Linked DNA regions of Homo sapiens: all the other regions are linked to region 1. Evidence: chromatin contacts called from ENCODE Hi-C or POLR2A ChIA-PET data. All regions are on one chromosome and are shown on one strand. Each heading gives the region's core, a stretch centred on a gene start or an enhancer-like site at or near the end of the contact. The rest is flanking DNA. Distances are from core to core; before and after follow the strand shown. Region 1 has its middle 15 kb from the start of SBK1. Region 2 has its middle 14 kb from the start of NUPR1. Region 3 overlaps XPO6 (exportin 6).

What was found. A loop is a pair of places that touch in the nucleus more often than their neighbours do. ChIA-PET counts read pairs that join two places held with the same protein, here RNA polymerase II (POLR2A). Pooled maps may share reads with other maps.
Region 2: a loop to region 1 is called in a map of K562, with 4 times the contacts of the local background. The contact joins two enhancer-like sites. A Hi-C loop is called at or near these places in 1 of 168 maps with a recorded cell type or tissue (K562) and 2 of 50 pooled maps. POLR2A ChIA-PET finds 5 or more read pairs at or near these places in 2 of 52 experiments (CD4-positive, alpha-beta T cell and OCI-LY7).
Region 3: a loop to region 1 is called in a map of CD8-positive, alpha-beta T cell, with 10 times the contacts of the local background. The contact joins two enhancer-like sites. A Hi-C loop is called at or near these places in 6 of 168 maps with a recorded cell type or tissue (CD4-positive, alpha-beta T cell, CD4-positive, alpha-beta memory T cell, CD8-positive, alpha-beta T cell and 2 more) and 10 of 50 pooled maps. POLR2A ChIA-PET finds 5 or more read pairs at or near these places in 8 of 52 experiments (CD4-positive, alpha-beta T cell, CD4-positive, alpha-beta memory T cell, CD8-positive, alpha-beta T cell and 5 more).

Annotation. Positions count from the first base shown.
Region 1 is chr16:28,275,075-28,280,159 of GRCh38, reverse strand. It overlaps a transcript of SBK1 not described here. Among named protein-coding and RNA genes, the nearest start is that of SBK1, 15 kb to the left of the region's middle. RefSeq lists a silencer at 2,178-2,472. Within about 2 kb of position 2,904, at least 5 of the 41 ENCODE cell types and tissues checked have a DNase peak (open chromatin) inside an H3K27ac peak, as active enhancers do; they include CD4-positive, alpha-beta T cell and CD8-positive, alpha-beta T cell, where a contact is called at or near this core.
Region 2 is chr16:28,522,140-28,527,224 of GRCh38, reverse strand. No RefSeq gene overlaps it. Among named protein-coding and RNA genes, the nearest start is that of NUPR1, 14 kb to the left of the region's middle. Within about 2 kb of position 2,489, at least 3 of the 41 ENCODE cell types and tissues checked have a DNase peak (open chromatin) inside an H3K27ac peak, as active enhancers do.
Region 3 is chr16:28,134,831-28,139,915 of GRCh38, reverse strand. XPO6 (exportin 6) reads left to right here. Exons shown (of 24, transcript NM_015171.4): 10 at 4,592-4,700. Among named protein-coding and RNA genes, the nearest start is that of GSG1L, 74 kb to the right of the region's middle. Within about 2 kb of position 2,680, at least 5 of the 41 ENCODE cell types and tissues checked have a DNase peak (open chromatin) inside an H3K27ac peak, as active enhancers do; they include CD4-positive, alpha-beta T cell and CD8-positive, alpha-beta T cell, where a contact is called at or near this core.

The DNA of each region.
Region 1 (5,085 bases), core at 1,655-4,154:
CACACACACATATATATATATATATATATATATATATATATATAGTTTTTTTCAAATTAGGGAGGCATGGTGGCCAGATTGAGCCAGGAGTTTGAGGTTTCAGTGAGCTATGTTTGTGCCACTGTATTCCAGCGTGGTCAATAGAGCAAGACTCTGCTCAAAATAAATAAATAAATAAACCTAGCAATTGAGCCCCTGACTCTGGGACCCTTCAGAGCAACCATGGCAATCTCTGGCAGGTGAAGAACCATCGCTGTTGCCCACATGTCCCCCCGTGCTTCAGTTTACAAAGACGTCCTCACCCGCTGTCCCTGCTGGAAGCCGGCCGCCTCCCCATGCACAGTGGGACAACTGAGGTCCGGGGAGGAAGGGGCTCATCCCCAGCCTGCTGCCCTCAGTGCCGACCCTGGACTCAGGATCCTGGGGAGGGCAGGGGAATGTGGTCTCCAGGCCTGGCACCAGTCACCTCGAAGGCCACCAGCTGTCCCTGGGGCCCCTGGGCTTTGTCTTGCTTGTCCTGTTTCTCTCTAACCATAGGATACTAAATAACCACGGCTCCCATGATGGAGCACTGACAGTTTTCGAGGTGAAAGTAGTTGAACCTGTGCCCGTGACAGAATGCGGGACCCAGAGAAATTTAAACGTGGGGCCTCTTATTTCTGAGAGCAGAAACAAAAGCTTCTTCCTTTCTCCCTCAGTCTCTTTCTCCCAGCCTGTGATGGTGGTTTTTTTTTTTTTTTTTTTTTGGTTTTGTTTTTTAGAGACCAGATCTTGCTCTGTTGTCCCAGGCTGGAGTGCAGTGGTGCAATCATACCTCACTGCAGCCTCGAACTTTGGGGCTCAAGTGATCCTCCCACCTCAGACTCCCAAAGTGCTGGGACCACAGGCATGAGCCATAGCGCCCAGCTGTGTGATGGTGTTTTTTATTTCCTTTCCTTTTTTTTTTTTTTTTGACAGAGTCTCGCTGTGTCACCCAGCAGGCTGAAGTGCAATGGTGCCATCTTGGGGCTCTGCAACCTCCGCCTCTTGGGTTCAAGTGATTCTCCTGCCTCAGCCTCCCGCATAGCTGGGATTACAGGTGCACACCACCACATCTGGTAGAGAGCGGGTTTGACCATGTTGGTCAGGCTAGTCTTGAACTCCTGACCTCAAGTGATCCACCCGCCTTGGCCTCCCAAAGTGCTGAGATTACAGGCATGAGCCACCACGGCTGGCCCTTTTTTCCTTTCTAATGTCATGCTCCTTTGGGCACAGGGAGGTTGATGGGGCAAGTGCAGACCTCACAGGTGCCTGGACCACGTCGCTGTACACCTGACACCGATCCTGCCCTCACCCAGGCCCCTGGCTGGGGACAAACGGCAGCAGTGGTGACTGTTGTCGGGGTGAGTAGTTGGCTGAGAACCTGCCTATGGGAGGTGGTCGGAGTGTGATCATGCCTGGTATGAGGCAGGGGCTCCAAGGCCTGGGCACATGCCCCACCGGCCCATCAGACTCCCCTTACAAATTCAAAGATGAAATTATTAAGAATTTCAAACTGGGGCTGAGATCGCGCCATTGAACTCAGCCTGGGTGATGGAGTAAGACTCTGTCTCAAAATAAGATAAATAAATAAATAAAATAGAATAGAATAAAATAAAATAATAATTAAAAATTTCTCAGGCGTGGTGACACCTGCCTGTAGTCCCAGCTACTCAGAAGACTGAGGCAGGAGGATCGCTTGAGCCTGGGAGGCTGAGGATGCAGTGAGCCAGGATCAGGACACTGCACTCCAGCCTGGGTGACAGAGCAGGATCCTGCCTCTAAAACAAAGGCGGGGTGGGTGAGGTGGGGTGGGGTGAGGGAGGTGGCTGCCTCCTCTCTTTCCCTGTCCTAGACACTGCCTACCTCCCCCTGCTCTCCCCTGCCCCAAAGTCGATCTCAGTCTCTCTCCCGGGACCGGATGTGGCCTGGGGAGGGCTGGGCGGAGGAGCTGCAGGAGAAGCGGAGAGAGACGGAGGCCATGGCGAAGCCTCCCCTTCTCGCGGGGCCATTCGTTCCCCACTGGACGCTGCTCTGCCTGCGTGGCCTCGGGCATCCTCACACCACCTTAGAAGGTCGGACTTATAGCTGTGCCCATTTTATGGCTGACCAAACAGGGTCACAGAGCTTTTGTGTAACCTGGCTGAGGCCACACGGCCCGGACGTAGCGGGCCTGGGGCCAAGCCCAGGGTTCTGTGGCTAAACAAGAGACTTTGTCCGCGGAATCCGCCGCTTGCCGGCCGGTCCGCATATGTGAGCACAACACGCCCTCTAGTGGCCGTTTCGCCGTAGTGCAGGACGATCTGAGGGACCGCGGCGCGCGCTCTGTCTCTGTCTCTGTTCTATCTGGTTCTCGAGGGCAAGACCACGACATTTCCATCTTCTGATCGCCCACAACCCAGGACATGAATCCCCTCCCCAGCTGGTCCACTCGAGGTCCCCGGTCTGTGCCAGCCCCAGAGTACCTTTTAAAATTTGTATTTTGGAGAAAGGGTCTCACTGTCGCCCAGGCTGGAGTGCAGAGGTGTGATCATGGCTCACTGCAGCTTCCACCTCCTGGGCTCATGCGATCCTCTTGCCTCAGGACTACAGACGAGCACTACCATGCTCGGCTAATTTAATTTTTTGTGGAGACGGGGGTCTCACTGTATTGCTCAGGCTGGTCTCAAACTCCTGGTCTCAAGTGATCTTCCTGCCTGGGCCTCCCAAAGCACTGGGATTACAGGCGTGAGCCACCATTCCCCACCTTAGAGTGCCTTCTTGTTACTCCCCTGTTGTCTTTTTTTTTTCTCTCTCTCTCTCTCTGTCTCTATGTTTACACCGTGGTTCTCAAACTCCGGGGAGCTTTCAAAAGTCCCCACGCAGCCACACCCCAGAGCAAATGAATCCGTTTCCTCTCTCACCATCTTTAAGTTTGTGGGGTACAAACCTCAGAGAACAGAGGAGTTCTCAGCAGCCTCCAGCAGCCTCTCAGCTCCCTGACCTCCTCCCGTCCCCTTCGACCCTCTCCTCTGCAAGCCCCTTGGCCACCGCTCCCAGGCCCACACCCCAGCCTGCGTAACGACCCCACACCTCACCTGCTCTGAGTTCTCTATTTCAGGCACTCCCCCCTCTGCTCTGCCCTTCTATCCTCTTCATCGCTTGCCCTGGTACCTGCAGGCATCAGCTTCAATCCACCGCCCGGGAGCTGTGGCTCACGCCTGTAATCCCAGCACTTTGGGAGGCCGAGGCAGGCAGATCATGAGGTCAGGAGATCAAGACCATCCTGGCTAACACGGTGAAACCTTGTCTCTACTAAAAATACAAAAAATTAGCCGGGCGTGGTGGCGGGCGCCTGTAGTCCCAGCTACTTGGGAGGCTGAGGCAGGAAAATCACTTGAACCCGGGAGGCGGAGGTTGCAGTGAGCCAAGATCGCACCACTGCACTCCAGCCTGAGCAACAGAGTGAGACTCCGCCCCTAAATAAATAAATAAATACATAAATAAATAAATAAAATAAAAACTTCAATCCACCACCTGCAGCACTTTCTCACTACCCAGCAACCCCCTTCTGCCACCACCACGATGGCCTCCTGGAAAACACGCCCACTCCCATGCCCACCTGTCCTGCTATAGGACCAACCTGGCACAGCGCTAGCCAGGCATCCGCTCTCTGCCTGCACCAAGCAAGCCAACACTGCCTGGGAGGGTCACCCCGCAGCTGCCAGTGCCCCGTCTCATTCAGGGGCGCGGGTCTTGGAGAGGCACTCAGCAGAGTGCCCCCAACCTCCGCCCTCACTATGCCTCCCAGTTGCTTTTTCCTGCCCTTTCTGAGCAGCTTCTGAAACTGTAATTCGCCTGTGAGTCTCCTAGGGGTCTTGGTGAGGCCCGAGATTCCGCATTCCATCCCGCCAGCCCCCAGGGGTGCTGACGTTGCTGTCCGTGGAGCCCACTCTGTAGCAAGGTCTGGGATGACTTCCCACCTCCTCCTCTCTCCTCAAACAAACCGTGGCTCCCACTTTGCTGAGAAAACAGATGGATGAGATACATTTCCACTGCCTCCGCCATCAAACCACAACCCCTCCTCCAGCCTCCCTCCTCCTCCACTTCTTCCATCCGCTTCAGTGGCAGAAGGGCCCTTCCCCTGAGGGGCTACAGGGACCCAGTTTCTTCAGAGGTTCCCTTCTTCCCCACTCCGTCCTCCTCATTCTTTCTTTTTCTTTTTCTTTACCCTTTCCTTCCTTCCTTCGTTCCTTCCTTCCTTCCTTCCTTTTTTTTGAGACAGGGTCTTCCTCTGTCACCCAGGCCAGAGTGCTGGAGTGCAGTGGTGCAGTGATAGCTCACTGCAGCCTCTAACTCCTGGACTTAAGCGATCCTCCCACCTCAGCCTCCTGAGTAGCTGTTACTACAGGTATGCACCATGGTTGGCTAATTTTCTTATTTTTTGTAGACTCAGGGTTTCGTCATGTTGCCAAGGCTGGTCTTGAACTCCTGGGCTCAAACGATCCACCTGCCTTGGCCTCTCAAAGTGCTGGAATTACAGACATGAGCCACTGCACCGGGACCCCCTCATTCTTTTTCCAGGACTTTCTTGTGGGCACCAAGGCTCTGGCGTCTCCTCCTGACCCACGTCTTGAGCCATTTCTGGGCCCCCGAACAAAGCTTCTTGATGGAACTGGCTTCCTTCTCTCTGCTCTGCAACTTCCCAGTCTCTTTTGTTTGTTCTTATTATTTCTTCTCTTCTTATATACATATAGAAAATATACTTTTAATTTGTATTCAAGTTAGATATGCCCATTGTTTAGAATCAACGCACAGGGGCAGCCTCACCCCCATTTCTCACTTATTTTTTAAGAGATGGAGTCTCGCTCTGTCACCCAGGCTGGTGTGCATTGGTGTGATCACGGCTCACTGTAGCAATCCTCCCGCCTCAGCCTCCTGTGTAGCTGGGACCACAGGCACAAGCCCCAGTGACTGGCTAATTTGTAATTTTTTGTAGAGATGGGGGAGGGTCTCACTATATTGCCCAGGCTGGTTTCGAACTTCAGCCCTCTAGAGATCCTCCTGCCTCGGCCTCCCAAAGTGCTG
Region 2 (5,085 bases), core at 1,240-3,739, 250 kb before region 1:
AATGCTTCACTGAGGAGGCATTTAAGCAAAGGCCAGAAGGAAGTTTCAGTCATGCTGAAATTCCTGTTTGTTTCCTTAAGAGCAGGTTATTACCATCTGGCATGCTATGTATTTTACTTATTTATTTATTGGCTGATTTTTTCACCATTGTCTCCTCAGTGCCTGAACATAGTAGGTGCTTAATAAATATTTATGGACTAATAACACTTTGAAGAAAATAAGCAGAGCCAGGCGTGGTGGCTCACACTTGTAGTCCCAGCACTTTGGGAGCCTGTGGTGGGAGGATTGCTTGAGGCCAGGAGTTTGAGACCAGCCTGGATAATATGGTGAAACTCCGCCTCTACAAAAAAAAAAAAAAAAAAGAAAATTATCCACGTATGGTGTCACGCACCTGTAGTCTCAGCTACTCGGGAGGCTAAGGTGGGAGGATCGCTTGAGCCCAGGAGATTGAGGCTGAAGTGAGCTATGACTGCACCACTGCACTCCAGCCTGGGCGACTGGACCCAGAGATTTAGAGATAGAAGCGAGACCCTATCTCTAAAAGAAAAACACCAAAAACCAAAAAAGAGGGCGAAAGAGGGAAACAAAGCCAGACAGCAGTTAAAGTCACAAGGACAGATCTTAATCTGTAATATACTGTTGCAATAGGGAACAGAGTCCAGTGTGAACTGAACTCCTATTTGTACAGAGAATGAGGGAATGGGAGTGGGGGTGAGGAGCAGGGGTTCAGTAAAGTCAAGGCAGTGAAAAATTACAAAACACATGAAGAGGGGAGGGGTTGGCCCAGGTGAAACCCATCTGGGCTTGCTAACTGGTGCTTATCAACAGCGATGTTGAGCTCTTACTCTCCCACAGGAGCTGGGAGATGGGGCCCTATCCTCAGGTGTTGGCTGGAACAAACAGTAAGTTCTTTTGGCAGGCTTGAGTTTTCTCAGGCAGGCACTTTTAGAGGGTCATTCCAGGGATGAGACCTTGAGCTATTAGAAACTATGTCGGTGTTTGGCAGGGCACAGTGGCTCATGCCTGTAATCCCAGAACTTAGGGAGGCCAAGATGGGCAGATTGCTTGAGCCCAGGAGTTCGAGACCAGGCTGGCAACATGGTGAAACCCCGTCTCTACAAAAAATGCAAAAATTAGCCAGTCTCATTGTAGCAGGACGAGCCACAGACAAAACTCCTCAGACACTGGATTAAAGAAGGAAGAGGTTTATTCAGCCAGGAGTGTCGGCAGACTTGCGTCTTAAGAGCCGAGCTCCCTGAAAAAGAAATTCTTGGCCTTTTTAAAGGCTTACAACTCTAAGGGGTCCACGTGAAAAGGTCGTGATAAATCGAGCAAGCGGGGAACGTGACTGGGGGCTACATGTATCAGCTAACAGAACAGAAAGCTTTGCAATGCTTTTTCATACAATGTCTGGAATTTACGGATAGCACAAGTAGTTTAGGTCAGGGGTTGATGTTATTATTATTACTTTTTTAATAAGGGGGAATAAGGAAGGAGACCACTACTACTCCTGCTGTCCTTCTCCCCCCACCTTGCCTAGTTTACAAGACAGGAGGAAAGAAAAAAAGCAAAAAGTTAAAAAGAAACAAAAGTAAGATAAATAGCCAGACAAACTTGGCACCACCACCCGGCCCTAGGAGTTAAAAAAGTAATAACAATAACATCAACCCCTGACCTAAACTACTTGTGCTATCTGTAAATTCCAGACATTGTATGAAAAAGCATTGCAAAGCTTTCTGTTCTGTTAGCTGATACATGTAGCCCCCAGTCACGTTCCCCGCTTACTCGATTTATCACGACCTTTTCACGTGGACCCCTTAGAGTTGTAAGCCTTTAAAAAGGCCAAGAATTTCTTTTTCAGGGAGCTCGGCTCTTAAGACGCAAGTCTGCTGACGCTCCCAGCCGAATAAACCTCTTCCTTCTTTAATCCGGTGTCTGATGAGTTTTGTCTGTGGCTTGTCCTGCTACATCATAACCTGGCCCCAAAATAAAAATACAAAAAAAACTATGTTGGTGTCTGGCTAGCTTGGCCAAGGAGGGAATCTTTGTCAGATGACCAGGAAAGGCCTCCTGGAGGATCAGCCATCAGTGAGGATGCAAGAGAACCCCAAAATCAGGGCTCAGCTCAGGAGGGTTCTGGGCTTCACGGAGGAAAGAATTCAAGAGTGAGCGGACAGTGAAAGCAAGCAGGTTTATTTGTGCAACAGTGTACAACAAGATGGCTGTTCCACAGACAGAGCAGGGCTGTCCCACAGGCAGAGGGCACTCCCTGATCGCTTGCTGGCTCTACTGAGGCTCTACTGATACGTCCTTCTAATCACATGCTAATTAAGAGGCGGGCTATTCACAAACTTTCTGGAAAGGGGGCAGGGTTTTCCTGGAACCATATAAGGTACCTTTTGGGTTTATTGCCATGGGACTTGTAAATTGTCATGGTGCTGGTGGAAGTGTCTTATGCAAATGTATTATGATTCCTAGTCCTAGCTGGTTTGAGCTGGCTTCTTTGCAACATCCTGTTTTTTTTTTTTTTTGAGACGGAGTCTTACTCTGTTACTCAGGCTGGACTGCAGTGGCACGATCTTGGCTCACTGCAACCTCTGCTTCCTGGGTTCAAGGGAGTCTCCTGCCTCAGCTTCCCAAGTAGCTGGGATTACAGGCGTGCACTACCACACCCAGCTAATTTTTGTATTTTTAGTAGAGATGGGGTTTCACTATGTTGGCCAGGCTGGTCTCGAACTCCTGACCTCAGGTGATCCACCTGCCTCAGCCTTCCAAAGTGCTGGGATTACAGGCGTGAGCCACCATGCCCAGCTGGATTTCTTATTTTTTATTTTGCAGAGATAAGTTCTCCCTATATTACCCAGGCCGGTCTCACACTCCTGGCCTCAAGCGATCCTCCTGCCTCAGCCTCCCAAAGTGCTGGGATTACAGGCATGAGCCACTGTGCCCAGCCTCATACCTTCTATTAAACAAGTCCCAGGTCAGGCATGGTGGGTCATGCCTGTAATCCCAGCACTTTGGGAGACCGAGCCTGGCAGATCACTTGAGGTCAGGAGTGACCTACTTGCAAACAATATTTGCAAGTCATGCCAAGTTAAGTCAAAGGACATGGTCGGCTTAGCAAACGCCTCTATAAACTTCCCTGGATCCTCCAAAACCTGGCCAAATTTCTCCTGGCAGAAAGCCAAATCAGACATTTTAAAAAAGGCACATGTACTCTGAGTGTCCTCCCAGTTCTGTTAGCTACCTCCCTCAATGGACATAGGTTCAACCTCAGGGGCTGATATGGGGTCCCACTCCTGGTGGTACTGGTTAAATTTACTTCCTCCAGAAGCAGGGGTTATAGGCTGGGGCTCGTTGGATAAGGAGGGGTGTCTGATGACCTGGTGTAGAATCCTGCACTAGAGGACTGGAGGAACCCTCTTGAGAATCAGGGAACTGAGGAGGCAGGGAGTCGGGGTGGGAGGCAGGCATGGGTGTCCTAGGGGAAGCAGCTAGGAAGGGGTCATGAAGGAATCTGCTCCAATTGCCTAAAAGGCACTTGGGTGGCAGGTCCTTCATTCTTGTTCCCCTGTCTAACAAGGTTCTCTACTCTACTACTAGGCTGGGCGCAGTGGCTCATGCCTGTAATCGTAGCACTTTGGGAGGCCGAGGTGGGAGGATCACTTGAGGCCAGGAGTTCGAGACCTGCCTGGGCAACATAACGAGACCTTATCTAATAAAAATAGAAAAAAACACCAAGGATCTCTACTAGACACAGAGGGTTTTCTAAGTCTAGCTAGAGCACAGTTATTTTCCCATTCAAATTGCCACCTTTCTTTTTCCTTAAGAAAGCTCAGCAGGGCAATCGCCACCAATTCTTGCAAAGAGGGAGTGAGTATAGCCAGCAAGGTGCAACCAAAGTGACTTATGAGACATGACCAGCAAACGGAATGCAATCAAAGAGATGTTTTCATAAGCAAAGTACAGATGGAGCAGTGAAAATAGGAAGGAGAGGTGAAAATAGGGGACAGGACTTATAGTCTGAGTTCCACGAAAAGCAAAGACAGCGTTATGGTGTTGGGCAAAAGAAGGATGACAAAGATGACCAAAAAAGACGCTAACAGAGCATACAGAGATGCCAACGAATTCGGAGCATTTAGGTTTCAGCCACCGAGGGTCTGGAAAACCCCCAGAGCAGGAAGGTGGGGGGAAGGGTGCAGCCAACAGTCACAATAGGACTCTAGCCCACAATGTCCCCCTAGGGTGGGACTCCAGCCCACAGTCTAGCAGGAAACACATGACTCTGGGGTCCAAGAGTCACCCCAGTGCGGGACCTCTCAAAACAACAAAAGATTCAAAACAGGGCCGTGCGCAGTGGGTCGCGCTGTAGTCCCAGCAGTTTGGGTGGATCACCTGAGGTCAGGAGTTTGAGACCAGCCTGGCCCACATGGTGAAACCCCGTCTCTACTAAAAATACAAAAATTAGCCAGGTGTGGTGGCAGGTGCCTGTAATCCCAGCTACTAGGAGGCTGAGGCAGGAGAATCACTTGAACCTGGGTGGCGAAGGTTGCAGTAAGCCAAGATCCCACCATTGCACTCCAGCCTAGGCGACAAGAGCGAAACTCCATCTCAATTAAAAAAAAAAAAAAAAAGATTGAAAGTATCCTGCCTAACATAAAATAGAAACAATTGCCCAAATAGCCGAAGCAGACTACAAAGGCACGAAATAAGTATAAGCATGCATTTCTGCACTAAGAGCAGGAAAAGTGCAATCACTCGGTTATTAGAAACTACAGAGAAAAACATCTGAGGGAAGGGGTGATGGAGCTGGTACAGAGGCTCAGGCCTGTAATCCCAGTACTGTGGGAGGCAGAGACGGGAGGATCGCTTGAGCCCAGGAGTTCAAGGCCAGCCTGGGCAACATAGTGAGACCCCCATCTCTAAAAAAATAAAAAAATAGCCAGGCATGGTGGCATGAACCTGTAGTCCCAGCTACTCAGGAGGCTGAGGTGGGAGGATCTCTTGAGCCTGGGACATTGAGGCTGCAGTGAGCCGAGATCATGCCGCTGCACTCCAGCCTGGGCCACAGAGCAAGACCCTGTC
Region 3 (5,085 bases), core at 1,431-3,930, 140 kb after region 1:
GTTACTGAGAGGGGGGTGAATTCTCCAAAAATAATTTTGGATTTGTCTGTCTCCTTTTAGTTTGATCAGTTTTTGCTTCATTTATTTTGAGACTCTGTTAGTTGCATACACATTTAGTTTTCTTTTCCAGTGTGTCTATTGAGTGTTGGACCACATTTCTTTATGTGGGTTTTTTTGGTGGTTGCTCTGGGTATTACAGTATATATACTTAACTTTTCAGAGTCACATTTTACCACAAGGGTGGTATGGAAACCTTACCACCATATAGATTAGAGTCCTTTAGCCTCTCTTCTTTATATTGAGGTTTTACATATACATACTTGGAAAACCCCACCAGACAGTGTTCTAATTTATACACGTACCCATCATTCATATTTTATAGCTCTTAAGAAGAAAGAAGTAGTCTATTAGATTTACCCAGACATTGCCATTTCTCTTGCTTTTCCTTCCTTCTTGAAGTTCCAGGTTTCTTTCTCATATTGTTTACCTTCTCTATTAGTTAGATTGGGCTACCATAACAAAATACCACAGGCTGGCCTTAAACAACAGAAATTTATTTTCTCTTAGTTTTGGAGTCTAGAAGTTCCACTTCAAGATGCTGGCAGATTCTGTTTCTGTGAGCTCTCTTGGTAGCTTGCAGATGGCGCCTTCTCTCTGAATGCTCACGTGGCCTTTCTTGTGTGCATGTGAGGAAAGGGAGGGAGAGAACCCTTGTGTCTCTTCATCTTCTCATAAGGGCAACAGTCCTATTGGATTAAGGCCCTACTCTTTGACCTCACATAACTTTATTACCTTTTTATAGGCCCTGTCTTCAAATACAGACACATTGAGGGTTAGGCTTCAATATATGAATGAGTACTTTTTGGGGGAAGAGTCGCACAATTCAGACCATAGAGGAACCTCATGGAGCATTGTTATTATAGCTGTTTTAGAGTCATCGATAATTCCAACACCTTTGTCATCTTGAGGTTGGCATCTGTCGATTGTCTTCTCCTTGAGAAGTTGTGTCTCTTTGAGTAGCAAGTAATTTTTTGAATCCTCTTACTTATTTGTTCTACCATTAGGCGTGGCTTCCCTCTCCATCATCATCTTATGGTCAGAGATGGATGCTGGATGATGCTACAGACATCATACCCATGATTCAGGCAGTAGGAACGAGAAGTGGGATAGGTTGGGCAAAAGAAGCTTTCTTAGAAGTCCCACCCAGTAGCTGCTTTTAGGCTCTCGTTGACCGCCCCCATCTTCAGGGGAGATGTTGTCCTTGAGTTGGCCTCAATACCCAGTGCTCTCTTGCTGAGGAAGGAGAATGGGTATTGGGCAGGCAACCAGAGTGTCTGCCACAGCCATATACTTTCTCCACCTCCCACATGACACTTTGGGAGATCAGTGATCTATGTGCATGTTTGCCTGGTTCCTACTTGGACTTAATTTTCTAAGCGATACGGGTTTTTTTTGCAGCCAGAGTTGCCAATTGCCAGTTAAGATTTTAGGTCTAATTTAGGGTTACATTTGCATAGAAAGTCTCTAAATTTCCTTTTAGCACAGCAAGACAATTTATAGATGACAAAATTCATCTGTCCTCTGGTCTGAAGTAGATTTTCTTTCCTAGGAGAATTGTGGAAATATTTTGATCTGTCACAGCAATTTATAGTGTGGAACTTCTGTAACTTTAGAAATTTATGTCTTGAACAAAGGCAAAAACATAAACTCTAGGCCTAAATGTTTGATCTTACCTTTCTATGGAGTTTACTAAGTGGGATTTTGACTTTATTGGGTGAATTTTCCCACAGACGTTGCAGATTTTATTAGTGCCTTTTTCCCTGCCGGCATTCTTTCCTGGGCCCTGTTCAGTTGCTAGTCTACTTTAGGGCTGGCGTGTGTTAGGTTGTTAAGTCGTTTGCATACAGTTGGGGAGTCATTGCTGGATATGGGCAAGTAGGGAGTGTCTCTGTCTCTAGTTAAGAAACGAGCTGTCGGGAGCTAAATAGTGGGTGCTCGTGGACATAGGATGGCAACAACAGACACTGGAGACTGATAGAGAGGGAGTGGGGAGGAGGGCAGGGGCTGAAAAGCTATTGGGTACTATGCTCAGTGCCTGGGTGAGGAGATCAGTTATACCTCAAACCTCAGCATCACGCAGTATACTCCGGTAACCAGTCTGTACATGTATCCCCTGAATCTAACATAAAAGTTGAAATTATGTTAAAAAATAAGTAAATAAATACAAATGTCAATTTTGGCATAGGTTAAATTTTTAAGTTAAAAAAAAAAAAGATACTCTGGTCACCAAAATCTGAAATGGGACAATCCAGGAGGATTTGTAAGTGGTCTGTAGACTGATTCTCATCACATGGGCTGTACCTCCTGGACTAAATGGACTGTATTTGGTCTTGGTATTGGATATCTTTTAACTTTGGTTATCATGTTGTCCCAGTACTCAACTGTATTAGATTGGGTGGTGTATTAGAGTCCTGTCAGGAAATCAGAAACCATACTTAATTATTTGAACAGAAAATTCATTTTAGGAAATTGATTAAATAGGTTTCAGAGGAAACACTGAGATAACACAGTTGATAAGTACAGGAAGTGGCTTCACCCCTAAGGCTAGAAGTACAAAGGCAAGAAGCTGGGGCTGTCAAAATCTGGAAGATCACTGCTTGGTCCCTGAGCAACTAGGGTTCAGATCTCTGAAGAGAGGGCCCCATCTAGCTGCCACAGGAGTTCAGAGGAGGGATCTTTTCGAACTGGGACCATTCCTTTGAGGAGAGGGTGTTGCCTCCACCTCTGAGGGTGCACGATACTAGTTCTGGGAATGTGGAATGAAGCTGGAAACCGGAACCAGTTGCTTCTGCCAGGTGTCTGTTGCTGGGGCAGCACTGCCAGGACAGCAAGCCCACAGGAAGGATGCAGTCCTTTTGTCCCTTCTGCCTTCCAGTCTCCCTCCAGTGTCCCTGCTGGCAGAACCTAACAGACCGAAACAAAGTGTCCTTTGAGTCTCAGCCCCAGCATCATAGCTTTGGAGAGCAGATTGATGTGGAGAGCTTACTAACCAGCACTGGTGGTTTGCTCTGTGAATGGGAGCAGTCCCTTAACTTATCTTAGAAGCGTTTCAGGATAGGCGAGTATTTAGGCAACATGATTTGTTCTTGAAAATGAGCAGTTTGTTGGTCCTTGTGGTAGCAATTGTTGCTTATAACTTGGTATCTTCTGAGTTGGGTTCTTATTACATGTGGGAAATATCCAAACCTACCGCTCTGAGTATTTCTTTGAGAAATTATTCTTAGACACAAATCAAAGGGTCAGGGTTTCCCCAGGCTCTTTTTAGTTTCTAAGTCTTCTTAAAATGGACTAAAGATTAGGTTTTGGGAGTTGGGTGGAGCAGGCTTAAAACCCATTGGTGCTGGGCGCGGGATCACGCCTGTAATCCTGACACTTTGGGAGGTCGAGGCAGGTGGATCATCTGAGGTCGGGATTTCAAGACCAATCTGGCCAACATGGCGAAATCCTGTCTCTACTAAAAATACAAAAATTAGCCAGACCTAGTGGGTCATGCCTGTAATCCCAGCCACTCGGGAGGCTGAGGCATGAGAATCACTGAACCTGGGGAGGCGGAGGTTGGAGTGAGCCAAGATTGCGCCGTTGCACTTCAGCCTGGGTGACAGAGGAGACTCTGTCTCCAAAAACAAAAACAAAACAAAACAAAACAAAACACTTCATTGGTGATTTATGTGTAGCGAGAACATGATTTTGAATTAGGGGGCCCTAGGTTCGAAATAGCTTTGTGGCCTTGGGCAGTTTATTTAACTTCTGTTAATTGTTGTTTCCTCATCAGAAAAATATTGATACCATTTACTTCTCACAGCTGTTAAAAGCATGAAATCATTGAATTAGGTAATATTTATATGCAGTGCCTATCATCCCCAGAGCAGCTGCTAAGATCATAACTTGAAAATACTTAGTAAAAGAAAGGACAAGGGATTTAAAATGCAGCACTAGAAAATACCTGTTTGACACAAAAGAAGGCAGGAATGGAGGAATTGAGGAACATAAGTCATAGAAAATAAATAGCAAAATGGCAAAAATGAGGCCTTCCTTATCAGTAATTACATTACATTTAGTGGATTAGATTCTCCTGTTAAAAAAGGCAGAGAACAGATTTTTTAAAGCCACGACCCAATGACGTGTTGTCTACAAGAGACTCACTTTGGATTCAGATACAAATAGATTGCAAGTAAAAAGATGGAAAGAGATATTCCGTGCAAAAAGTAGCCAAAAGAAAGCTCGGGTCACTATACTAATAGGAGACAAAATATATTTTAAGACAGAAATTATTGCCAGAGACAAAAAAGGCTGTTATATAAACAGTCTGTCAGGAAGATACATGGTGCCTGGTACGTCATTAAATAAATACCTCTGCTTCTCTTCCATGGGCGCACACACGTACCAACCCATAAACTCAGCCTCAGGAATTTCGATGCTCTTTTTCCATGGTGATCAACATAGACACCATTTCTTTTATAGTGCAGGAGGCATTTTCCAAATTCTAAGCTGAAAGCCTCCTTTCAATGTTGAATTTCTCCCTGCCACATAGGTACGAAGATGCCCTGGTGCTCCTGCTCACAGAGGTGTTGAATCGAATCCAGTTCAGATACAACCAAGCCCAGCTGGAGGAGTTGGATGATGAGACTCTGGATGACGATGTAAGCGGCATGCCCTGATTGATTTTTTGTCGCTGTCATGTTGTGACATCAATCAGAATGGGGACCTGGAACCCAGAGCCCTCTGCTCCGAAGACTGTTCTGAAACCAGAGTAGTCTTCTGGTTTGAGTCGTACATTTGAAATTTTTAATCTCCTGCTGGTCCCTTTTGGCTTATTAACCATAAAAAATGTTTTACAGGCTTTTTTATCTATGTGGACTAGAGATGTAAGTAGAGAAACCATATGCACAATGAAAAACGGTTTAGTGAGAACTCTGTATCCTCTCTGTCTCCCCTGCCTTGCACCCTCACCTCTGCTCCCCAACCTGGGCAGCAGTAACAGCTAGCTGGATGCTTGTGGAGACCGTTAGCAAGATACTGAACCGA